2 separate regions of the Homo sapiens genome follow, and region 1 is linked to region 2. The links are chromatin loops, found by intact Hi-C in ENCODE. Cell type or tissue: dorsolateral prefrontal cortex. All regions are shown on one strand.

The links. Hi-C counts contacts between places; a loop is a spot of excess contacts. Peaks named below come from ENCODE experiments on the same cell type or tissue, not always from the same donor. Only the 100,000 strongest peaks of a DNase experiment are listed, where the experiment ranks them.
Region 1: a loop joins it to region 2, with 8 times the contacts of the local background. A loop is called at or near these places in 66 of 110 quality-filtered maps.

What each region holds. Positions count from the first base shown.
Region 1 is chr18:68,845,261-68,850,260 of GRCh38, reverse strand. CCDC102B (coiled-coil domain containing 102B) reads right to left here. Exons shown (of 8, transcript NM_024781.3): 4 at 3,840-3,948. Among named protein-coding and RNA genes, the nearest start is that of CCDC102B, 50 kb to the right of the region's middle. In dorsolateral prefrontal cortex, CTCF peaks have their summits at 2,786 and 2,807; no DNase peak of the experiment used is centred here; H3K4me3 peaks cover 366 bases.
Region 2 is chr18:70,084,610-70,089,609 of GRCh38, reverse strand. RTTN (rotatin) reads left to right here. Exons shown (of 49, transcript NM_173630.4): 31 at 1,463-1,621; 32 at 2,926-2,997. Among named protein-coding and RNA genes, the nearest start is that of RTTN, 120 kb to the left of the region's middle. In dorsolateral prefrontal cortex, CTCF peaks have their summits at 2,645 and 2,850 (motif pointing right); no DNase peak of the experiment used is centred here; H3K4me3 peaks cover 417 bases; H3K27ac peaks cover 975 bases.

The sequences.
Region 1 (5,000 bases), 1.2 Mb after region 2:
TATTTATCAACACTAATGAAAGCATATCTTAATTAATGCACTTATTAATAAGATATGATATTAGTAAGTATGGCTATACGATGTAACATATTGACTCTTGCTGCAGAAACTAGTTAGATGCTTGCCAAATCAATTTTCTTTTTCTTTTGGGTTATACAGCTTAAATGCATTGCTCAACATGCCTTGCAATTATGTATTGCTATACAAATGAGTACTCATCTGTGAATTATAAGTGGAAATAATGTACGCTACTCCCAAGCCTGGCCCATATAAATTATCCTTACATAATCCTCCTTTCTCTCTTTTTTCTAATCTCTGATCAGATGGCCTAGTGTCCAGCTGAGTGAACCTCTGAGAACCTGAAGGACAGCAGAGTCACTGGATAGATGGAGAAGGCTGCCCTCCAAACACAGGTAGGGCTATATGTGAGTCAACAGTAATCACCTATTGGGTATTACTTACTGGAATTTAGGGTATTGCTTGTTACAGCAGTTAGGGTAGGAAAGCGTGCTGTCAGTGGGCATCCACTGAACCATCAGCCTGTGATGGTTTAGGCAGGTGAATGTGGACTTCCTTGGACTGCTGAATTACTTGGAAGGCAGCTATCCACTGAGTAACAGATAATTCACTGAAGTGTTTCAAACAATGGGCTAATACGATCCGATGTAATGTCTTAGAAATATCATGCTGCTTGGTGGTGTACAATGAATTTAATAGGTCAACAGTGGTGGTAAATAGACCTGGAAGGAAAAGGCAAGGAGATGATAGTGGCCCTGTCCGGGGAAGTAGCAAGGATGGAAAGAATGATGTGAGATCCAGTTTGGAGGCAGAGTCGATAAGATACATTAATATTTATAGTCACTTCTATGGAATAATTTTTTAAGCCACAGGAATAGCAATAAGAGGCAATGTTTCAAAATTAGCAGTAAGCTCAGAACTGCGCTAATATTCCACCATACACCTATTTCTAATAACTATCTTCAAGGACCTTGCCTTGATGTACGCAGAATAGCTCCTATATGCCATATGTTTTAAAAAGATAAGGTGTGAGTACAGAATTTTAGCTACATACCACTAGTAATTCTAATTTTCTATTTTCTCCCAAATCAGAAAGGTATTTTGAGGTGTTTAAAATAAGGCTTCAATGTAAGCCATAAAGGGGCCCAACAATGCCTGTGTCTCTGAAAGTATTTATAAATATTTATGAAATAATATTATAAATTATAAGCTACTAGGCACATTGTTATGATCACAAAAAGATGACTTATTAAGAAAATATATTAGAACATTCCAAGCAAATGCTCACAATGTTCAAAGAAAATTAAAAGTTACTTTTTAAAAATTTTTTACCTTGAGACTAATTTTTAAATGTTAGCAAGTATTCTCACATGTGGCAAAGAATCTCTTCCATTATGGAAAGAATCAGAGTCACTGACTGTTAAAATGAGGTGCCAGAATTATGAGTAATCAATGTTACCTACATGAATGTTTGATCCTCTAGACCATGAAATTTCATAAATGATCCTTTCCACACACTCAGAATTCATAATTTAATTCTGAATCAATATAGACAGACTTGCAAAGGAAAAGCTGAGTAAGTATTAAATTCAGCATGGAAACAGCACTTTGGATATAATTACCTCTACTATGCATTGTCTTGGTTGTATTTTAAACACTTAGATTTTACAATTAAATTCTTATCTTTTCTCTTCTCTATATGTGTCAGTAATTGAAGAATGATTTCCCTCTAAAAGCACACCAGACTTTCAAATGCATTTTTACAATTCTAGGTCTATTAAGCACATCTGTTTCCAACTTTAACAATTGCTAATCTTTCCATCAGCAGTTCTTAGACAGGCATGTATTTGCTTTTAACATTTTAGGCATCTACAACAGAAATTACACTTGTATTCAAACATTCATAGAGATGATGAGCTACGATAAATGCAAAGGTCATTATCAGAATTGTTGAGGAAAAAGGGAGTAAGAAAGAATAATTTACATGAAATTTTAAAGAATGAATCATGACACACCTTCTGATTGTCAATCAACTGTACGGAGACTTTGAATATTTTACTCTTATACTTGTGCTACAATACTATTTCTAAATATAGCCTAAAATTCTTGTCTGTTATAACCCATTATAAGAAATGATTAAACAAAGAATATATAAATAATTAAACTCATTCTAAGTAGTATTGTTTGTTTAGTTTTTAAACATTTTTAAAAATTTCACCTTATTTTATAAAAATAATTTAAACATATGTATATAACACATTTATTCAAAAAAACATAAGAACATCAGAAATGTATGTTAGGAATGAAAAGACATATTTTTAAAAAATTTCCATATAAATAATTCAAACAATGTTTCATCTTTATATTTATAAATTTTCAATGTCTACAAAATTTTACATTCACTGCCTTCATTATTCAACTTTGTGGTTCATTTAACTGAAATATGCACTCAAAAGACAAATTTTTCACAATTTTGAGGTTTCTCCTGTTCTGAAACCCTATCAGCATTTTATCTACCAAAAGCATCATATATGTATTAATACATATTTCTGAATGGTCATCAGATCCACCTTACACTGTATAATGTCATACTTTTATTTTTTCTCTCACTTACTTTGCTACCAAAAGTCATATTTGAATATAAAACATTAAACCTTTTCAGATACACATATTGCTTTTTAAACCAACTCAAAAACTTGACTTTTTCAGTATATTTGCTACATAAATGTTACTCAAATAAAGGTTTATGAAACTAAGAGGAAGATTAACAAGTCTGTGCTGCACACTAGTGGCAAGAGGTAGTAAATGCATTCTTTTTTTTACTTAAATTTTACACTAATTGCATCTTAAATATTAGCTTTTTCAGTCAAAATTCGAACCCATTATATTATAGAGCACATAAACACACATTCTAAACATAATGTGTTTTTGTGTCATGAACTATTTTTCCACTATACATCAATGTATTGTGAACGCCATACCCAGAGAGGTTCCTGTGCATAGAAATACTATGGATCCGTATATCCATGTATATGTTTGTGCACAGACGTATACATGTGCATACCTTATACTTATATTGCACACACACCCACTAAATGTTAACTCATGTAAAAATAGTCATTATTTTGCCCATTATTTTTCTTTTCTTTACTCATTATTCTTTCCCACACACTTATGTAATACCATGCTTTAATACACATAACATGTAAAATATTACTCAAATAATAAATGGTAATAAATCATCGAAATGGGAAACGTTCATGATGGCATTTTATTGATGAAAATGCAAAAGAAAAGTACCCTGGCAAGTGGCTGATCCCAAATAACTACAATGTCGATATGAAAAGAACCTCAATATGCCTGAGATAAATTGATATTATCAGGCTGCTTCATGAAAGAATAAGATAAAGTCATTTATGATAGATGGTGTGCTATCAGAGGATATCTTTAACCATCCCCTCTAATGTGCCTAGAATGGGTATTAATTGTGTCATGTAGCTCATCATTAACCATTTAACTATCAATATGGATATCAAAACATCATTTTTATATCTTAAATATATAGAATAAGATTTTTGAAAATAAATAATGACCAATATAAAACTGACACAAATGTGTAAATAAAAACAAGATGTCATAGAGTCTGAATTTGACCAAGCCCACTATTGACAAGTGATTTCAAGTATTACTCTTATAGAGGAAATTCCAATTTTTAACCTCCCTTCCTCTTATCTGTTGTGCCTTTCTGCCCACATGCTTACATATCCAAAGAAAGAAAAAGCTAGGCTTCATTTCTTCCTTTACATCATATTCCCCCATACCTCTTTCACATTTTTTGGCTTTGATTCTTTCAGTTCTTCATACTTCCACTTCCACAGAGACAAAGCCGACTCCAGTCTCTCTATTTCTTTTTCCAAAGCTGTGCGCATTCTAAATAATTTAAGAATTAAAAGAAAAAAAGTCGGCTTCAATTTTAAAATACTTTCAAGGATGCATTCAATTTTATAGGCATTTTCCTAATTTTTGATATTTGTAACTGATCATCTTAATGAGAGAAAACATTTTGCAACTCATTAAAAATTATAAATATTGAATAAAAGTATTTTAGTTTATTATTCTGACAATTAACTTTACAGTAGATTACATATATTTAATTTGGCTTTGCCAGTATTGACATTCTGCTTGCTTTCTTCTGTGTATTTCATGCTTGCCTCTCAATTCCTTTCACTCATAATATTCTCTTACATAGGAGGATATATATGTTTCTAATTTTAACATGGAATTCTATCCATCTTCATATTGTGGCTATTATGTGAATGAAAAAAATCATTTGAAATGACCCAGAATTCCAACAAGCCACCTAACAATCTTAAAAAATAGTCATTTACTGGGGATCTAAAAATAATTTTAAATATTTCAAATTTGATTGTAATAAAGAAATTTCACTGGGATCCTTATTTAAATTATTCTAAAGGACTGAAATTAATTTCTCTATTTGTAGAACTAGCAACAGAACTAGGATAAAAACTTAGTCCTTTAATACACCAACCACTGGATTTTTGTTTGTTTGTTTTGCCCACAATGTCTGAGTCATTGATAATTGTTTTATTTCTGGTTGTAATGAACATATATTGACCTTTGAAGCTGGCCTGTTCTTATCTGTAAGGTAGATTTGATTACTATTCAAAAATACTCATTGATATTCCTCCATTTCCACGGACAGAGTTGTTTTCCTCATTCCTCAATTCTAGGATTTGACAATGAGATATTAGCAGAGATGATAGAAACAAAAATTTGAAAACAACTTATATGTTTGAGCTCCAGGTAAATACACTTTGATTGTTATATGACACTGAGATTTTGTGATTGTTAGTTACATACTTACTGTATTCATAATTAACTAATATACGGATCTATTTCAGTGATATTAAATGTCACTAGAAAGATCTTAGAAACATATTCACAGAGCTAGAAAATGCATG
Region 2 (5,000 bases):
ACCTCAAAACTCTTCTAGCCTGTAACCCATTACCCAGTGCCAAAGTCACTTTCATGTGTTTAGGCATTTGTTTCAGCAGCATCCCCACTCCTTGGTACAAAAATCTGTATTAGTGTGCTCAGGCTTCCATAACAAAATACCATTGTCTGGGTGGCTTAAAAACAGAAATTTATTTCTTACAGTTATAGAGGCTGCAAGTCCAAGATCAGAGTGTCAACATGGTTGGTTTCTGGTAGGGCACTCTTCCTGATTTACAGAGGGCCACCTTCTCACTGTGTGCTCATATGACCTCTCCTTGGAGCACGCACATGGAGAAAGATTTCTCTCCTTCCTGAGGCCACCATTCCTAGTGCAGTAGGGTCCCACCCTTATAACCTCATTTAACTGTAATCACCTAATAGCTCTGTCTCCAAATACAGGTTGGGGATTAGGGCTTCAACATACGAGTCTTGAGGAGACACAGTTCAGTACACAGCACCCTCATTTTCAATCAAATTTGTTCGAGTATAGATTGAAAATATAAAAGAGAAAAGGTTATAGTATCTATTACCTTCAGAAGAGTGGAAAATTATTGGAGAAGCTTAGCAATTTTGAAAAAAATAAAAAGGATCTGGAAATTATAGACATGCAACACTTAAGTGTCATATAATGAAATTAAATTAAATGCAAAAAATTGCATTTGCATTACAATACAAAATTTTGTATTATTTCTTTCCAGTTTTAGCCAGTTTACTTTTTTCAAGTAAAATATGCTATTACAATAAAATCTTATTTATAGAAATATTTGAAATACATTTTTTAGTCACATTGAACTTGGACTTACTACTTGACAATTTTATGACTGCATTTTTAAAAAATTCTATAGCTGTCATTGAAACTATATTTTTGGATTCGAATTCAGAAATTTACCAAAACGTGTGGCTTGAACAGCAGTGGTTCTACAGCAAGCATATTATACCACATCAATCTTATTTGGGAACGTTTTTCTCTTGAATAACTTTTGAGGAAAATACGAAATGCCTTGTAAAATGATAATTGCCTCTTTGTTTAGAAGTTTTAAGAAAGTTAAAATCATTTATTTGGAAGAAACAATAAAAAATTAAGAAAGGTAGAACAAAGAATAGCTACCTTTTTTAAGAATGAAGAATTGAAATTGTGTTCATAAAATGTAAGTGCCCTATGCTTTCCTTAGAAAAAGGCTTGCAAACTATAATTTTTATGCATCTTTTTATACCCAGTTTTACTTTGCTTTGAAATTTGCTTATATTTAATTTTTCCTATATTACTGCTTTCTTGAATCATGGAATGGAGGACACTGTCTTCTATAGGTGTCTCTTATAATTTAGGATCATAAAACCAATGGATTTTTTTAAAGTGTGATATTTATGTACCAGAAAAACTAAGAATTCATGTTAGGAAAAAGGCTTATTTGATTCAACAACTTTCTCTTTAATTTGAACAGGTGAGATTCACTTCACTGGGATTAGGATCAGCACTGACCACCCTTGAAACGGGCTGTGTGGCCTTAGCAAACAGTTGTCAGAACATTTCCGGTGGGCTCTGGGGAACTGTGGTGAACATTCTTCTGGACCAGTCAGAATGTAGTATGGTGCGCCGGGAGGTATGTCTGTCTTTTCTCCTTTTTTTCCTTAGAAATTCTTTGTGATGGTATCCGTAAGCGATACTTGACTGCCGCTCAACATGGTGGACTGACCACTGACCATGATCTCTTCTGTCTGTGAACACCCAAACAAAATGACAGTAGAGGATTTAAAAGGTATTCATGCACAGGAAAAACTGGAGTCCTTCCTTCCGATAAGATAAAATCGGAATATACTATATTTTAATGTGAACTTTTTTTATTATGCATTGAAAGGTAGTTCACAGGAAAAATTACTTTTATATTATCTCAGCATTTATGGGTCTCTGATATTTATGAAGCTTTAGTATAGATAAGAGGCTGTCAAAATAACTCTTTGTAGTATTTATCATATAACATGAGAGGGAAAAATAAACCCTATTTTAATTCTTTCTGAATAGCTTGTGGTTTTTTTTTATTGCTGCTTTTGTTAAAGTAATGATTCATGTAAATGGTTTTAAAACAATAATCAAATTGTACTTAGAGGCTTATGAAAAAAAACAGCAGCTCCTGGGTCCACCATTAGCAGTCGCCAGTTCCAAGCTCAAAAGGCTAGTTTTGTTGCTGTTTGCCTTCATGTTTTTAAGTAGTGATGTTTATATTTATGGCTGCTTCTTGATTTATCAACTTTAAAGCTTTTCCATCACTTCTAGTTATCATGGTTGGAAATGTCAGTTTCTTAGAATCCTCTTGTTAATCCTGTCATTCTCCCATTATGGTTATTTCATCTTTCATTAAGCAGACAATCAATGCTCCTATTTGTATGATTATTTAATTTGATCATCTTCAGGATCTAGTCAAGTTGGACATTTGTGGTTTGTATTTCTAGTTAGCAAGTTTTTATTGAAAGGAGTCTGTATAAGAGAAGGGAGAAAGCGGGGCAGAGGGGTGCGTGTGTTTGTGTGTGTGTGTGTGTGTAATCTGAAAGGGGATAGTAGAAACCTAAAATTATATTTCTTAAATGCTACCAGAAGAATTTATGTTATACAAATCATTTTTTAATAAAGCTGAATTCTGAAATAGGAAAAGATATATTTCCTGATGAAATAATTTCATATGCTGTTAGGTCATTACCTAACAAGGTCATTACCTAAGAAGGTCATCACCTAACAAGAAATACAGTTTGACAATTCTCATAATGACCTCTCAGCATGTGCAGTTGACCAGAGATGTCTTTTGCTATTAATTACAATATATTGGTTATTTCAGAGATGACCACAAGATGGCAGTATTGACCTTTTTTTTTTTTTTTTTTTTTTTTTTTTTTTTTTTTTTTACATTTTCAGGCGGCATTTATTCTTCAGAATCTCCTTGTAATTCCAATGCCTACAGAAATTATAAAGGATTATACTTGGCAGGTGGGTGATTTTAAACAATTATCAACCTAGTAGATGTTTCAAATTAATTGGTGATAAATTTTCAGTATAAGTAGTATATTTCATTATTGATGAAACTATATACAAGACAGCAAGGGCCTCTTAAAATAGAACGTAGAATTTGTTCTTATGCCGACCAGACTTAAAAATTCTTCTCTATAGTGTTCACAATAATTTAAAGCAAATAATAATAGTTAACATATGTTTACTATGTTTTAGGCACCCTTCTAGAAATGTAAGACATAGTAACTTGTATAATTGTTTGAGTTGTGAACTGTTACTATCCTTATTTTCTAAGCTTAGGAACTTTTGCATAGAGAGTTTAAATAGTTTGTCCTAAATCACACAGCTAGTCAGTGGTACGCCTTTGCTTTGAGTCTAGGCAGTCTCTTACCCACTTTGCTGTATTACTTCTCTAATTTAGTAATAATAAACAAATTTGTAGATAGTTAAATATGTGTTGATGTTAACATCTTTTTTTCCTTTTCTAGGTTAGTGCACAGTGCGGGTTATAGTGTATCTTGCTTTGTTTTCTGTTGGGTTAACTTTCTTTTTCATGTTCTGAATATCACATCAGTAAATGGTTACCTAACATTTTTATAGCTTACATTAAAAAAATTCTAGCTTCATGGGATATATGTACATGTTTGTTACATAAGTATATTGCGTAATGGTGGTGGGGATTGGGGTTCTCGTGTACTCATTACCCAAATATTGAACATTGTACCCAGTTAGGTAATTTATAACCTCAGCCGCCTCCCCCACTCCCTCCTTGGGAGTCTCAGTGTCTGTTATGTCTGTCTTTATGTCCATGTGTATTCATTGGTTAGCTCCCACTTATACGTGAGAACACGCAATATTTGATTTTCTATTTTTGAGTTAGTTCACTTAGATAATGGCCTCCACCTCCATCCATGTTGCTGCAGTTTTAGGTAATTTGGAAGATACAAAAGTACACTTATTGGGGATATAAGATGTGCTGTTTCTGTCCTTTTACCTATCCATATATTTTCACCTTATAGGGATATATTTATCATATTGCTACACCTCACTCCTCAAAATCCTGTATAAATCTAAGGTTTATTTTTAAGTTTTAATTAGACTATACTCTTAGAGGAGTTAGTGAAACAAGCTGAACCGTAGCAAGGGCAAGTTTCCGCACATGACCCGAAGCATGAATCCAGGTGGTTGTCAAGGCCCAGGTAGCATTTAACTCTTGGAAGGCTTACCTCTCCAAACTTTACAAACCCAGGGTAACCCTACCAGTCATTGTAAATCCCAGGCTTGTAATTTGCTCGTAATTTCTTTAACATTGCCTTCTGATAATGGCTGCTTATCTACTTTCCATGTTGTAATAAAACCAGGAGACAAAACTGGAGGGAATATGCAGGATTAATAGTTATATTAATAGTGTAGTAGTTTTGGTACCTGTTATCCGGAGACTACATTTTAAAACATGTTGTTTTTGGCTCAAATACAAATAATCTCTACTCCCATTGTTAAACTAGTGACCCATGTACATGGATATACTTGGTGATGTACTACCAATGAATTTTTAATTATTGAAATAAGTATAAAGGCAGAGTATATTAAAGTTCCTGGGACATTATGTTGTAATACAGAACCGTATGTAGCTGTTCATATTTTTCTCTTAGAAATTAAATAGTAAAGTTCCTGTTTGTTGCTGGTGGCATGCTTACTGCAGTTTATTGGTTTTGTTATTCTCCAGTCTTCATCATGGAAATCCTTTTCTACTAAAAAGTGGAAAATAGTGATTTAAGTTAGCTTTTGGAGTTTTGGCCTTGCTAAGTTGGCCAAAATAAAAAAAGTTGGAGAGCCACTGCTGTCCCAAACAATAGTTGATTACAACTTTTGCTAGTCTTAGGAAAAATTAGATAAATAAGGACAATCTTGTATGCTTTTTAATAAACTCAGATTTTCTTCCTCTCTTTTCAGTCTTTTTTTTTTTTTGGTTATTTTTGTTT